Regions from separate parts of the Homo sapiens genome. Here region 2 is linked to region 1. The links are chromatin contacts, found by Hi-C or POLR2A ChIA-PET in ENCODE. All regions are on one chromosome and are shown on one strand. Each heading gives the region's core, a stretch centred on a gene start or an enhancer-like site at or near the end of the contact. The rest is flanking DNA. Distances are from core to core; before and after follow the strand shown. Region 1 overlaps HEY2-AS1 (HEY2 antisense RNA 1). Region 2 has its middle 62 kb from the start of HDDC2.

Region 1 (6,203 bases), core at 2,857-5,356:
GGTGATTTCATTGCCCTTTTCTCTTAGGAGAACTGGAGTGGGCAGTGAGGATGGAGGGGAAGGAGCATTGCCCCCATGTAAGAAAATCCTTCTCAGTAATGGTTTCTCACAGGAAAAGATGTGCTAAATCACCTTGCCTAGAGTGAATAGAAACTAGAGCTAACTCCGAAGGTATACTGGGAATAAACTACAACTTTTGGAGCAATCCACAACCTGCTCTAGCTTTTGAGAGAGAAGTTGATCTATAAGTCAAGCACAGATTCAGAAATGCTGAAGAAAACTAATGGAACATTGCAGTTTCATTGAAGATTTAAGTATATGCTTTTGTGTGTAAGCATGTTTAAAAATTTTCCATATACTATGGTTTTCGCTTTGCTTTGTTTGCTTAAGGTATAGAATTTGATATGTGTTACAAGTTGCATAATTTATATGTTACATGTTAAATGTATTTGTTCTGGTGATATACATGCATTTGTTCTTTGGCAATATCAAAGAACAATGCTTTTCCTAGGAGGCATGCCTGACATGTGATATATCTCTAACAATTGGTATAAAATAATATTTTGCACTCATCCAGGGTTTGTTATGTGCTAGGTAGAAGCTGTTTTAGCACTCTATATACCATGATTTATTTAATCCTCAAATCATTTGTGAGAAAGATGCTCTTATTATCACCGTTTTATAGATGAAGAAGTATACATGGGGAGGTTAAGAAACTTGCCCTGAGTCACACAGCTAGTGTCAGACACAGAATCAGAACCCAGACAATCTGGCTCCACAGCCTACATCTTGACCATTATCCCTAGTTATCTGAGTTTGACCAAGTCCCAGGAGAATTGGTGGACCCAGCTTGAGAGGCTCAGCTGGACCGAGATGCTGGAAGACCAGAGCTCCAGGTAATATCAACGTGGGTTAAAATGCCAAACATATTTTGGCTTAGAAAATTGAGGTTCCTGGCAGGAAACACTGAAACACTGGCTTCTCATTCAACTTCACTAACCATTCCAAACTGTGAAAAATATCTAATTAGACATAAAATCTCATTTCCCATGTACTTTTATAAATTCATATTCAATTACACCTGGATTAATGTGATTTTGAGGACAGGTGTGGAGACTTAAATGGAAAACATGAAGCCTAATTTTTTATCCAGAAACACTGGCTTCTCATCCAACCAGCTCCAGCTGGTTGATATTTGCAGTAGGTTTGCAGTAGGTGACTTATGGTACACACTGATCATGTCTCAGAGCACCTCATGGATGACTCCTGATAAACTGGCACTAGGGTTTATATATTTGGTCTCCCTAACAGCAAGTCACAGTTGCTTATCTTTCAGTTACATTCCTAATATGTTCATAAATTCCAGCCTTTGTTATCCATGACTGTACTGCGCTCTAACCAGGCTCACTTCTCTCCTTACTAACAATGCATTCCAGCAATGGGTCCAAATCCTGTTTCCACAACTTATCACCTGTATGACTTTGAACAAGTGCTCTTACCTCCTAGAGGCTTAGTAGTCACATCTATAGCCTAAAAGTAATGCTTACTGATGGAAATATGATGGTTTAAGGTAACAAATGTAAACCATACCGCCGGTTCCCTTTCCCTCTAATGTGCAACATTTCAACTCTATTAATTTCTATTTCTGAACTGGATTCACTTCTTGCCATATCAACATGTTGGAAACACATTGAAAACAGGTATTTAACATTACTTTCAATGCTTTTTCTTAAGGTTGAGTATTCATATTTTTTTCTGAGTATTCATATTTTTTGAGGTTCATCGCTTTTTAGCAAAGACACTTCCATGAGGGCACTAGAATCTCTCTTGTATAAACTGATTTTTTAAATTGGGTAAAATACATATAACATGAAATTTACCATCTTGATCTTTTTAAGTGTACAGTTCAGTAGTGTTAAATACATTTACATTATTTTGCACCCAATCTCCAGGACTCTTTTATCTTGCAAAACTAAAACTGTATACCCATTAAACAATGACTTCCTATTCCCCCTTCTCCCCCAGTTCCTGGCAACTACCATTCTCCTTTCTGTCTCTGCGAATTTGACCACTCTAGGGGCCTCATATTGGTGGAATCATACAGTATTTGTCCTTTTGTGACTAGCTGATTGCATTTATCATAATGTCCTCAAAGTTCATCCGTGTTGTAGCATGTGTAGGAATTTCCTTCCTTTTCAAAGCTGGATAATATTCCATTGTATGCATATACCATATTTTGTTTATCCATTCATCTGTCCATGGATACTTGTTAGCTATTATGAATAATGCTGTTATGAACATGGTTGTAAAAATAGCTTCCAGACCCCACTTTTAATTATTTTTGGTACCTACCCAGAAGTGGAATTACTGGTAATTCCCTTTTTAATTTTTTGAGAAACTACCATACTGTTTTCCATAGCCATTACACGTTTTTACATGCCCATCAACAGTGTACAAGGGTTGCAGTTTCTCCACATCCTAACACTTGTTATTTTCTGTTTTTTGATAACCATCCTAATGGGTGTGAAGTGATATCTCATTGTGTTCTGATTTGCATTTCTCTAATGATTAATGATGTTAAGCATATTTTTATATGTTTATTTGTATATCTTCTCTGGGAACATGTCTTTTCAAGTCATTTACCACTTTTTAATTCAGTTGCTAGCTTTGTTGCTGAGTTGTAGGAATTCTTTATATATTTTGGATATTAACTCCTTATCAGAGATATATATATGATTTGCAAATTTTCTCCCATTCTGTGGGTTGCCTTTTCACACAGTTGATTGTGTCTTTTTTTTTTCCTTTTTTTTTTTTTTTTGAGACGGAGTCTCGCTCTGTCGCCCAGGCTGGAGTGCAATGGTGCAATCTCTGCTTACTGCAACCTCCGCCTCCCATGTTCAAGCCATTCTCCTGCCTCAGCCTTCCGAGTAGCTGGAATTACAGGTGCCCACAACTGCGCCCAGATAATTTTTGTATTTTTAGTAGAGACAGGGTTTCGCCATGTTGGCCACGCTGGTTTCGAACTCCTTGACCTCAGGTGATCTGCCCACCTTGGCCTCCCAAAGTGTTGGGATTATAGGCGTGAGCCACTGCGCCCAGCTCCTTTTTTTATTTTTAGTTGACGGATAGTGTTTATACACATTTATGTGATTTGTGTCTTTTGATGCACAGAAGTTTTAAATTTTGAGGTAGTTCAATTTATTTTTTTCCTTCAGTGTGCTTTTAGTGTCATATCCATGTAAAAATTTATATTTTATATATGGGGCTAATAAAACAAGAATCATCAAAAAATTAAATCTAAAAATTGGTAACCTATTCTTACTTCCCCTTTTAATGACTCAGTGAATTTCATCTGACCTGGACTGTGAACCTCAAGAGTGCTGGGAGACTGCAAACGTTCTCATGCAACCAGTGAAATGTTGATGGGATGTCAAAACTATGTGACTCTAGGGGCTGTGCTCAGTATAACTTTAGGATTTACCATGTTGGTCTCAGTGACCAAAGAGAGGATATGACAGTGAGGTTGCTTCACTCACTTTGGCCAACCATGTTTGTTGACCAAAGGAAAAAAAGATTATTCCACTTAATAAAATGGATGGCATCCATGTCTGGAGCAGGACCACATCCCAGGCACTTTTCACATGTTCTCTCACCACTAACCTGTGAGGACATATTGCTAAGCTCATTTCCTAGATGAGGAAACTGAGGTTCAAAAAATGAGTCACTTTTTCTAGTTCAGATAGCAAATGGTGAGCTGTGAATTCAATACAAATCTGGATGGTTCACAACTTGCACTTAGAACATTTGTCTTGGCACACACCCTCTGAGGAAAAGGACTGAACAGCACTTTCAAGGACATAGAGAAGACCCAAGTGAGGGTGATAGTGTTTCATGAAGCCATTCCTACCTCTAGACAGACTGTCTGGGCATCCAGAGCCTCCGCCTCAAACATGCCCAAGGGAGTTCTGCAGAACTGCGAGTAAATAAACAGAGCAAACCCTGTTGCAGGAACACCACTGAGCTATTCGGCATAAAATTCGTGTCCCTTTGTTTACTCAGCAGCTTATGCATGGAAGCCAGAGGGCACTGAGATGCCGGGATCTTGTTCTCCAAGTGCCTGCAGCTCAGGCCTGCCTGCTGTCACAGCGGGACAGGCAGCCTGTGTGGAGGGTCACATGTCAGTGAGTAATCACTAAGAAAAGCAACTCTCTGAAGGGCTGATCAACATGTCAGGGTCAGGACGCGCCACACAGATGTGTAAATGTCTTTGTGTGTGTGTTCGCATTTTAAGTACCTATTAAGATCTGTCAAACATGATCAAGCATCTTTAATTAAGTGCCTGGGCCAGTTCATATGTACACACATGCAACTGTTCGTTTCTACCCACTTGTAACTTGATAAACATTTTCTGTGGAATTTTATGTTCACTTATTTACCTAAGCAAGTAAATAAAATACATATTGAAGGTATTTTTTTCCTCTGGTCTACTGTAGGTATTCCAAGAAATATTTTTCTATTTCATGTACATAAAACTTTCTCTCCAACTACTCATGCAGCCAAATTCAAATTCAGAATCTAGAGATGGGCGAACTGTCACTAAATTGTCAAATATCTCTTTTGTTTTAAATACTTTGGCTAGTGGTTGAAACAATGCGATATATCTAGCACGACTTCTCTTAATTTTTAATCCAATGTGTATTTCAAGGGGAATTTAATCCATCTGGTTCTCATTCACTTACTCTTAACTCATCAAAGTGGTACTTTGCAACTGATGTTTGATGTCCAAAATGGCTTATGGGTTTTTAAGTCTTTATAGAGATCTTCCCTGCCTGCCCATTTGTCCTCTCCACAACACCAGTGATAATGAAGAAGTTATATTTTGTTTACCTGACATAGTTTCAAATGACCAGAAAGGTACGCTTGACCAAATGTCAAAGCTCTCAGCCCTATGAGGTCACGATTTTGGAGTGTGATAAAGTGCAATGACCTGGGTGGCACGTTGCTGGAGGCTGCACATGTTGCTCATGGGCAGAGGCCATGTACTCTGTGCTGTACCTTGGCTTGAGGTCCATGCCCACAATGGATGTCCCTAGGCACCGGGACCTGTGATCTGAAACTTCTTTCATGTAGCACTCCACACATATGATGCCACAACCTCTTCCACCCCTGTAGCACACACACACACAAAGCATTCTCATCACATGTGTTGTCTATGATCACTTCAAAACAAGTTTTTAACTCAAGAAAGCCCTGTTGTATCAGGAGAAAAACACATTCAGCTGCTCCTGCTGTTCAAATTCTACCAATAAGAAACTTTCTGCCGTCTTCTCAGGCCTTGGTACTTCCCCAGGTCTCTCGAAGAATGACCACAAAATGCTTAAATATCTCTCAGAAGAAGAAAACGCAGTCTACCATTTCAAAAACAGTTGCAGGATTTGGGCACCAGAAGTAGTCTTTCAGATCATGTAGTCTTTAAAATGTTAACTCTCCAGGTATCTGAATAGGAAATTGTTCATCACATTTCTGTATTTTGTTCTTTCTTTTAAATGTTTAGTGATGTGTAGTCATGACCTTAGCCAGCTTCTCCACTCATTAGTCACTCAATAAACATTTAGTGAGCACCTACATTGAGTCAGACACTGCTAGGCCCTGAGGTTTTCAGAACGCAATCCTGTCCTGATAAGAGCCACTCATGGATCGCCTGCCCATTGAAAGCTGGCAGCCCAGAGACCCCTGTCCTGATGATGCTGTGCCCTTCTGAACCAGTCTCAGGTATACACACGTGGGTCCTGAGCAGATAGAGCTAAAGGGCTGCCTGCTCACCAGTCACAAGAAAAACAGTCTCCTGAGCTTCAAATTATTCTTTGTTTTGGCAGAACAGAAAGGTGGAATATATTTTCTCATCCATCACAGGATCACGACCAACACTCCTATAACAAAAGACAGGTAAACAAGAAAAAAGCATAATGCATTTATTTAATAAAAGTTTTACATGACATGAGAGCCTTCAGAAGAGAAGATGCGAAGACCTAGAGGAAATTGTTTTTATGCTTCAGTTCAATAAAGAAGGGACAGTCTTGTAGAAATGTGATTGGACCAAAAAGGTATGATCTAAGGATAATAGAATGAAGGGAGGAAACCAACAAGGCCTGTCTCTTCAGGTAATTCCTGGCCTCTCTGTGCAGCATTCCTTCCTCCTGGGT
Region 2 (6,412 bases), core at 1,528-4,027, 220 kb before region 1:
CTTTGCTTATGCAGAAGAACTCTTTGGAGGTACCCGCACCTGTTAACAGCAGCAATCCTGGGGCATAAAATGAAGATATTTTCTATAATGCTCTGACATTTGATTTTACTGAAATTGGATTTTTTTCTAATAAAAGCTTCAAACAAAATTCCATGTTTCCAAAGAACAGGGGTATCTCCTTAAATTTTAGCATATCTGTTTAGTTCACCTATCTCTTCATACACTTTTGGTAATGCTCATCAATGGATGGGGCCTGTACTGTGGCTGAATGTGATTAGGTCTTTTTACAGAAAGCTTTATTATTACTTACTGCTCCAGTAAAATTAAAATAACCAAGTGTCCATTCTAATATTTTTCAAAGACTCCACTCTACTTAATTTCTCTTATCTCTTCCCACACCCAAGGCCATGCCTTCATCTCTAGCAGTGCAAACCTACCTGATATGCCCTCAGAGCATATTTCTCTATTTGTTTTAGTCAAACCACTCATTCCTCTTCTGCAAAGCCTTACTTACAGCTCCCCTCTCTATGCAGCATTCCCATCGCCTTTGACCCTGAGACCACGGTTATCACTGTGACCACTGCGCAATACTGCTTCTTCCTCTCTCCTTCACATATCACTCAAGTTTGACCTTCTAGCCCAGAAAGCACACAGACAGCCTAACCTCAGAAATACTACTATTTAGTTCCACATGGGTTTGCAGAGCTTTCTGGTTACAACACATTTTGAAGAGAGACCTTTAGATTTTGTCTTATCTCAAAGTTCAGGTAAGCAAATTAAGCTCAAAAAATCATTTCTGGGAGAACATCAATCTTTGGAAATTTTTTTCAGCCATTTCATATTGAGGCATTCGTGTTTTTTACTTTGCTTGTATTAAATAAAATCTAATCGCTGAAGAGGTTTTTCAGTATTCTTAAATGGTTCTACTTTGAGATTTAAATGTTTTTGCTTATAGACCATACCATAAACCCTTGTTACTTGTGTTTGGTTGGTTCATTTGTCTTCTGCCTAGCACCACTAAGCCCAGTATTCCAATATTAGCTGATCTCCTTAGTCCTTCCATGGCTACGGACTACGCAAATGCATGCCCTTGGTCAAAAGTAGGTGTGGCAGGAAGAAAGCCAAGGAAAACACTGAGAGGAGCTGGGGAACAGATGTGATTATTACTTTGACACTTTAAAATGTGCCCTAGTTTGCTTTAAGTACCTCATTCATAAACAAATAGTTTCAAACATTATTGGGCATTTCATGGGCACTTTATGAGTATTTTCAAGGCTGCATCAATTAAGCAAGCAGCTAATCATTTCATCCACCTTTTTCAGGGTATGTCAGAGGAGATGTGGACAGATAAGATATATGGACAAATTATTAACTATGTGAAATAATTTCCCTAGAAATACCTAACTCATGTAAGCAAGTGTTAGGTATTTCTAGGGAAGAAATGTAACTTTTTCTCTGAGAGACTGGGAATATATTCATAGTTAAAGGGACACTTGGCCTGGACTTCGAAGGATGGATACAATTTCAATAGACAGGTGAAAAGTGTCTTATGAATCACATGGCACAAAGGCAGAAAAATGATGAGGCATTTTCAGGGAATTTTTGGTAGTTATTTTGACTGAAGCAAGAAGTTTGAATAGCGAAAAGGCAAGTAAAGTTGGTCAATAAAGATGTTGCAGAACCTTCAATGTCAGACGAAGGAGGTGCACATCTTGCTATAGAGAATAGAAAATCATGCCATATCATTGAGATGATCAGCTTATGACAAGATGGCAGCAACATGTCCCCTGGACTGGAGGGCAGGAGGCCTTGGGGACCCAGAGAAAACAGACTTCTCCGTTGCAACTGTATGTGAGGGGAAGAAAGATCGTTGCCTGAGCTAGGACAGTGTCCATGAAAACACAAAGGAAAAGACCACTGTGAAAAATGGTGTGAAGAAGTAACGGAAGGGATTTCATAGCAGGTAGGATGTGCCAGGCAGGGTAGAGAGCAAAGGCAAGAGGACCTCAGATCTGCAAATCCGGATGACTATGGTAATATTTTTGTTAGTAAGTTGAGCGGAGAAATCAGCGAGAGGAGAGAAAATACCCAGTTCAGTTTTTGACATGTGTTATTTTAAGTGATCGGAAGAGGAAATTTCGGCAGGCATTTAGAAATGCGTTTGCCTAATGTAATTTAAGCGTCCATTTTTTACAAAGTTAATTAAATTTCCTTCACTCGGGGTCCTTCCCTCCCGGGAAAAGTGAGCATGAGTCACACTGAGAAGCTCCTGCCTGGAGGAAACTGCAGATTCCATTGCTGTGAGGCCAATTGTTTCCGTGCAAAGTGACAAACGAGGTAACATGAACCTTCCAAAGCCAACTGGGTTGTCTTTGTCTTTCCGTGCCAGGTAAGAAGAAGAGGACAAGCCCTGCCCAGTCCCAAGAAGTGTTAACAGGCGCTGGAGCTTTATCTGCGGCTGCACTCGCTTCTCCCTCCTGCAGACATTCTTGCTGCTTTCCGGTCCCACGGGACGGCTCCCAGGCTCCCGCCTCACGGCAAGAAAAATAAAGGCCTCCCCGCACAGCCAGCCAGCTTCGTTCATTCACGTCACCGACAAACACTCCTAGCAGGCGTTGTTAAACGTTCAGGGAGCGCCCGGGACCTAGCCGAGGCCCCCTCCTGGCTGTGCCGCGGGGGGATGCGCAGCCCCTCGCACCGACTGCGGGAAGGAGAGTGTGGGTGGCCGGCGCGCCCGGTCCAGCTGCCGGCCTCTCGGGAGAACAATGCGTCTGTCACACAGTGACTGATAGGGCAGCGAGCGCTGAAAGGGAGGCGCACGTCTGTCCTGTCTTCCCACCAGGCTGGCTTGTGCACCTCCCACTGCTCTTAGGCAAAGAGCCAGCAACAGGGCCCCTGGACGATTCTTGCAAAGACGTACGCAGTCAAGGCGTAGGAACAGCCAGGGCTGACTTTTGCTGCTGACTACACCCAGGGGGTGGGGATGCCCAGGCAGAAATGCAGCCACCGCCTTCACGCAACTCCAGGCCTTGGGTCCTGCCCTCCTCCAGCCGCCCACAGCCCCTCTTTCAGGAGAGGCTGGAGGGCATGAGGACTGATAAACTCGCCTGCCATTGTCTCCAAGGGCGACCCTGCAGGAGGTCAGGCTGCCTGATTATCGCTCAGGAATCCTGCTGTCGGCTATTCCTGGCTCTGACCCTCACCTGCTCTCTAACCTCAGGCAGTCCCCTTTGACTGCCCTTATGCTCAATTTCCCCTTTTCGTCAATACTCAGATGCCCTCTGCGACATAAACCAGGGGCCATTTGGCAAAATATCAGTGACTCCCACCCCTGGGAGAAGGCTAGTGTTTTGAACGATTCATTTTAAAGAACAAAATCCTGTTAATTACTTTTCAACGTGAATATAAGCATACACACAATATACATATTCGTATATATTTTCATAGGATTCTTTCACATACACATATATTTACTACTAATAAGTAAACTATAAACGTTCCTTCAGGAGCTAGTAAAATAAACAAGACATATATAATAATTCAATTGATCATTGGCAGTTCATTTAAGATTATTTATCCTTTTAAGCACAGTCCTACTGTAATCTGGTTGCCAGACCCCTCAGGTGCACTGTAATTCTCCTGAACCCAAGTCAGTCTCAAAAATCCTTGTTACTGGGGTGGTGATTAGATTCCACAGAACATACAAGAAAACCTTCATCAAATTTTCAAAATTAGGTTAGGGACAGAACGTATGAACGAAATGGTTCCCAGGAGTCTGAATTTCCAATTCAGTATTCTATTCGTATCACATGGCTTATTCAGGATCTGATTCTTCAGCTAGGTTATAATTTTCTAGAAGGCAAGACTATGCTGTACATCTTATTCTCAACACAGAGAACTGTGCCTTGCATACAGCTGGTGCTGAATAATGGCTGCTACTGAACAAGTTGATTTCTCTAAAATCCCTGGAAAGAAAATGAGATGAGCAAAGAGAAATATGGCTTCATTTAGTGCTACAAAAGGAAAAATAAACTCCACTACTCTACAAAATACAAGTGAGACCTAAAAAAGAGGTAGGTGACAACTATACATGGATAACAACTAGAAACTTTGGTTATACTGGCACTTGCTGTAATTCTGAGAGACATTTCCATGGCCAGAAAAGAGCCTATGAGGTCAGTTTTAAGAGAAGAGTAATAGATGATGGCTTAGGAAAGTTTTTCTGGAAAAAAAAGAAGAGAACTTCTGGCTTGATTTTGCAATACTATTATTATAAGTAGGTCGCAGATAAAAAACTGTCTGTGTCCAGACTATTCAGAAATCAAACTGTTGCCAGAAGAAACTAAAGAAATGCTGCAAAATGTAAATCGGATGAGTGAGACTTTTGATTGTTTTAGTCAGAAAAATATAACTGTGGAGGAGACATGTATTAGAATAGGTCACGTGGGTGAAGCTGGTGGACATTATGCTAAGTGAAATAAGCCAGGCACAGAAGACAAATACTGCATGATCTCACTCATATGTGGAATCTAAAAACATTAAACTCGCAGAGACAGAGAGTACAATGGTGGCTGCCAGGGACAGGGGAGGGCGAAATAGCGTTATGTTGGCTGAAGTTTAAATACAAAAGATTTAAGGAAAAAAAAAAAGGCTAGAAAAGATGCTTTGGTGAAAAAAAAAGGCTAGAAAAGATTCTTTGGCAAAAAAAAAAAAGTTTTTAGAATGGAGAGTGCAAACCTATCAAATTTCAGTGGACGCGAAAGAAACAAATATCTTAGTGTAAGGTAAATAGTCCCACCTGGTAAGGAACGACAGAGTCAGTAGAGAGAACCAGACAATCAAGAAGGGGATAAAAGGACAACCACATTGAAGTTCTTTAGGATGACCACTGAAGATGAAAGGGAAGAAAGGGACCAAAGGTAAAAGACATTCAAAGGAGCACGGTGTAACCACTGCATTCTCCTCAGATGCGTCTTCTGAAGACGGTTATTTGAAAAGGACTCCCCATGTACAACTTTAATATGGTTTAGCTCTGTGTCCCCACCAGAATCTCATCTCCAATTACCATCTCCAGGTGTTAAGGGAGGGGCCAGGTGGGAGGTGACTGGATCATGGAGGTGGTTTCCTCCATGCTATTCTTGTGATAGTGAATTCTCACAAGATTTGATGGTTTTATAAGTGTTTGACAGTTCCTCCTTTATACTCGCTCTCTCTCTCCTGCCACCATGTAAGACGTACCTGCTTCCCCTTCCACCATGATTGTAAGTTTTCTGAGGCCTCCCCGGCCATGCAGAACTGTGAGTAAATTAAACTCCCTTTCTTTATAATTTACCCCATCTCATGTGGTGTTCTTCATAGCAATGTGAAAATGGACTAATATAAACTTCATGAGAAGGAGAGACAGAACATAGGGATATAGAACTACTACTCCCTTTTCTTTTTCTTTTATTTTCACTACAGGAGATGGAATTGGAAGAGAACACTGGACAGGGTTGAAGAAGGAAAATTCTCCCCTGTTGTGAACATGAATTAAGATGATGTTGCTACAAGTCCCCATTCCGTGAATCTGCCTGAACTGGGCAACTTGCTGCCTTTCAGTGAGTCAGGATGTTTTATTTCAGGCAGCAGGAGCTAAGGCAGCAACCTCTGTGGTTGTGGGCTACAGAGAGCTCCTGTGCAAAACTACAGAATATGCAGAATTGGTCTTTGTGCTTCTTTTACCTCCCTTTCGGAATCTCTCTCCTACCTCTTGCTCTTTCCCCCATCTTCCAGATACTCAGCACCCCCATGCTCCTTTCAGAGACAAATATCTTTAGCTCCCTTCACAAAGCACTTCCACATAAAATAGCTTATTTGAGTTACACCTCAACAAGCAATTCAACATGTATGCTGTTAACAGTCCTACGTTACAGAAATGTTAAGAAGTTATTTGCCCCAAGGTCATTAGGGAAGAAAATCTCAGAGCTGAGACTTGAACTCACATCCTCAGAAGTCCAATTCTCTTGGGAGCACTTTCCATGGAGGAATTCTAGTTCTGATATGAAACTGCTCATTCTCCACACTGCCACGGCAGTCAGATAATAAAAAGAAAATTGGGGCCAGGCACAGTGGCTCATGTCTGTAATGACAGCACTTTGGGAGGCCAAAGTGAGATGATAGCTTAAGGTCAAGAATTGGAGACCAGCCTGGGCAACAAGGCAAGATCCCCATCTCTACAAAAACAAAACAAGAAGTTCAGGATTGCTGTGACATCTACTTTTCCCATTTGCTCACTTTTATAAGGAACTCTTGATTCCTCCAGGACTCAGCACAAACATTTATTACTCAGGCAAAAAGGCGGTTTGGCTCAGCAAGCTGGGAGTGTTAGAAACTGTGAATCACCAATGGAACAGGGAAGACATTCTGAAGTGAA

The links. A loop is a pair of places that touch in the nucleus more often than their neighbours do. ChIA-PET counts read pairs that join two places held with the same protein, here RNA polymerase II (POLR2A). Pooled maps may share reads with other maps.
Region 2: a loop to region 1 is called in a map of heart left ventricle, with 1.8 times the contacts of the local background. The contact joins two enhancer-like sites. A Hi-C loop is called at or near these places in 4 of 168 maps with a recorded cell type or tissue (PC-9, Right ventricle myocardium inferior, endothelial cell of umbilical vein and 1 more) and 6 of 50 pooled maps. POLR2A ChIA-PET finds 5 or more read pairs at or near these places in 1 of 52 experiments (K562).

The regions. Positions count from the first base shown.
Region 1 is chr6:125,580,650-125,586,852 of GRCh38, forward strand. The region is part of intron 4 of HEY2-AS1 (HEY2 antisense RNA 1); the gene reads right to left. Among named protein-coding and RNA genes, the nearest start is that of LINC02523, 91 kb to the right of the region's middle. Within about 2 kb of position 4,107, at least 6 of the 41 ENCODE cell types and tissues checked have a DNase peak (open chromatin) inside an H3K27ac peak, as active enhancers do.
Region 2 is chr6:125,360,899-125,367,310 of GRCh38, forward strand. No RefSeq gene overlaps it. Among named protein-coding and RNA genes, the nearest start is that of HDDC2, 62 kb to the left of the region's middle. Within about 2 kb of position 2,778, at least 16 of the 41 ENCODE cell types and tissues checked have a DNase peak (open chromatin) inside an H3K27ac peak, as active enhancers do.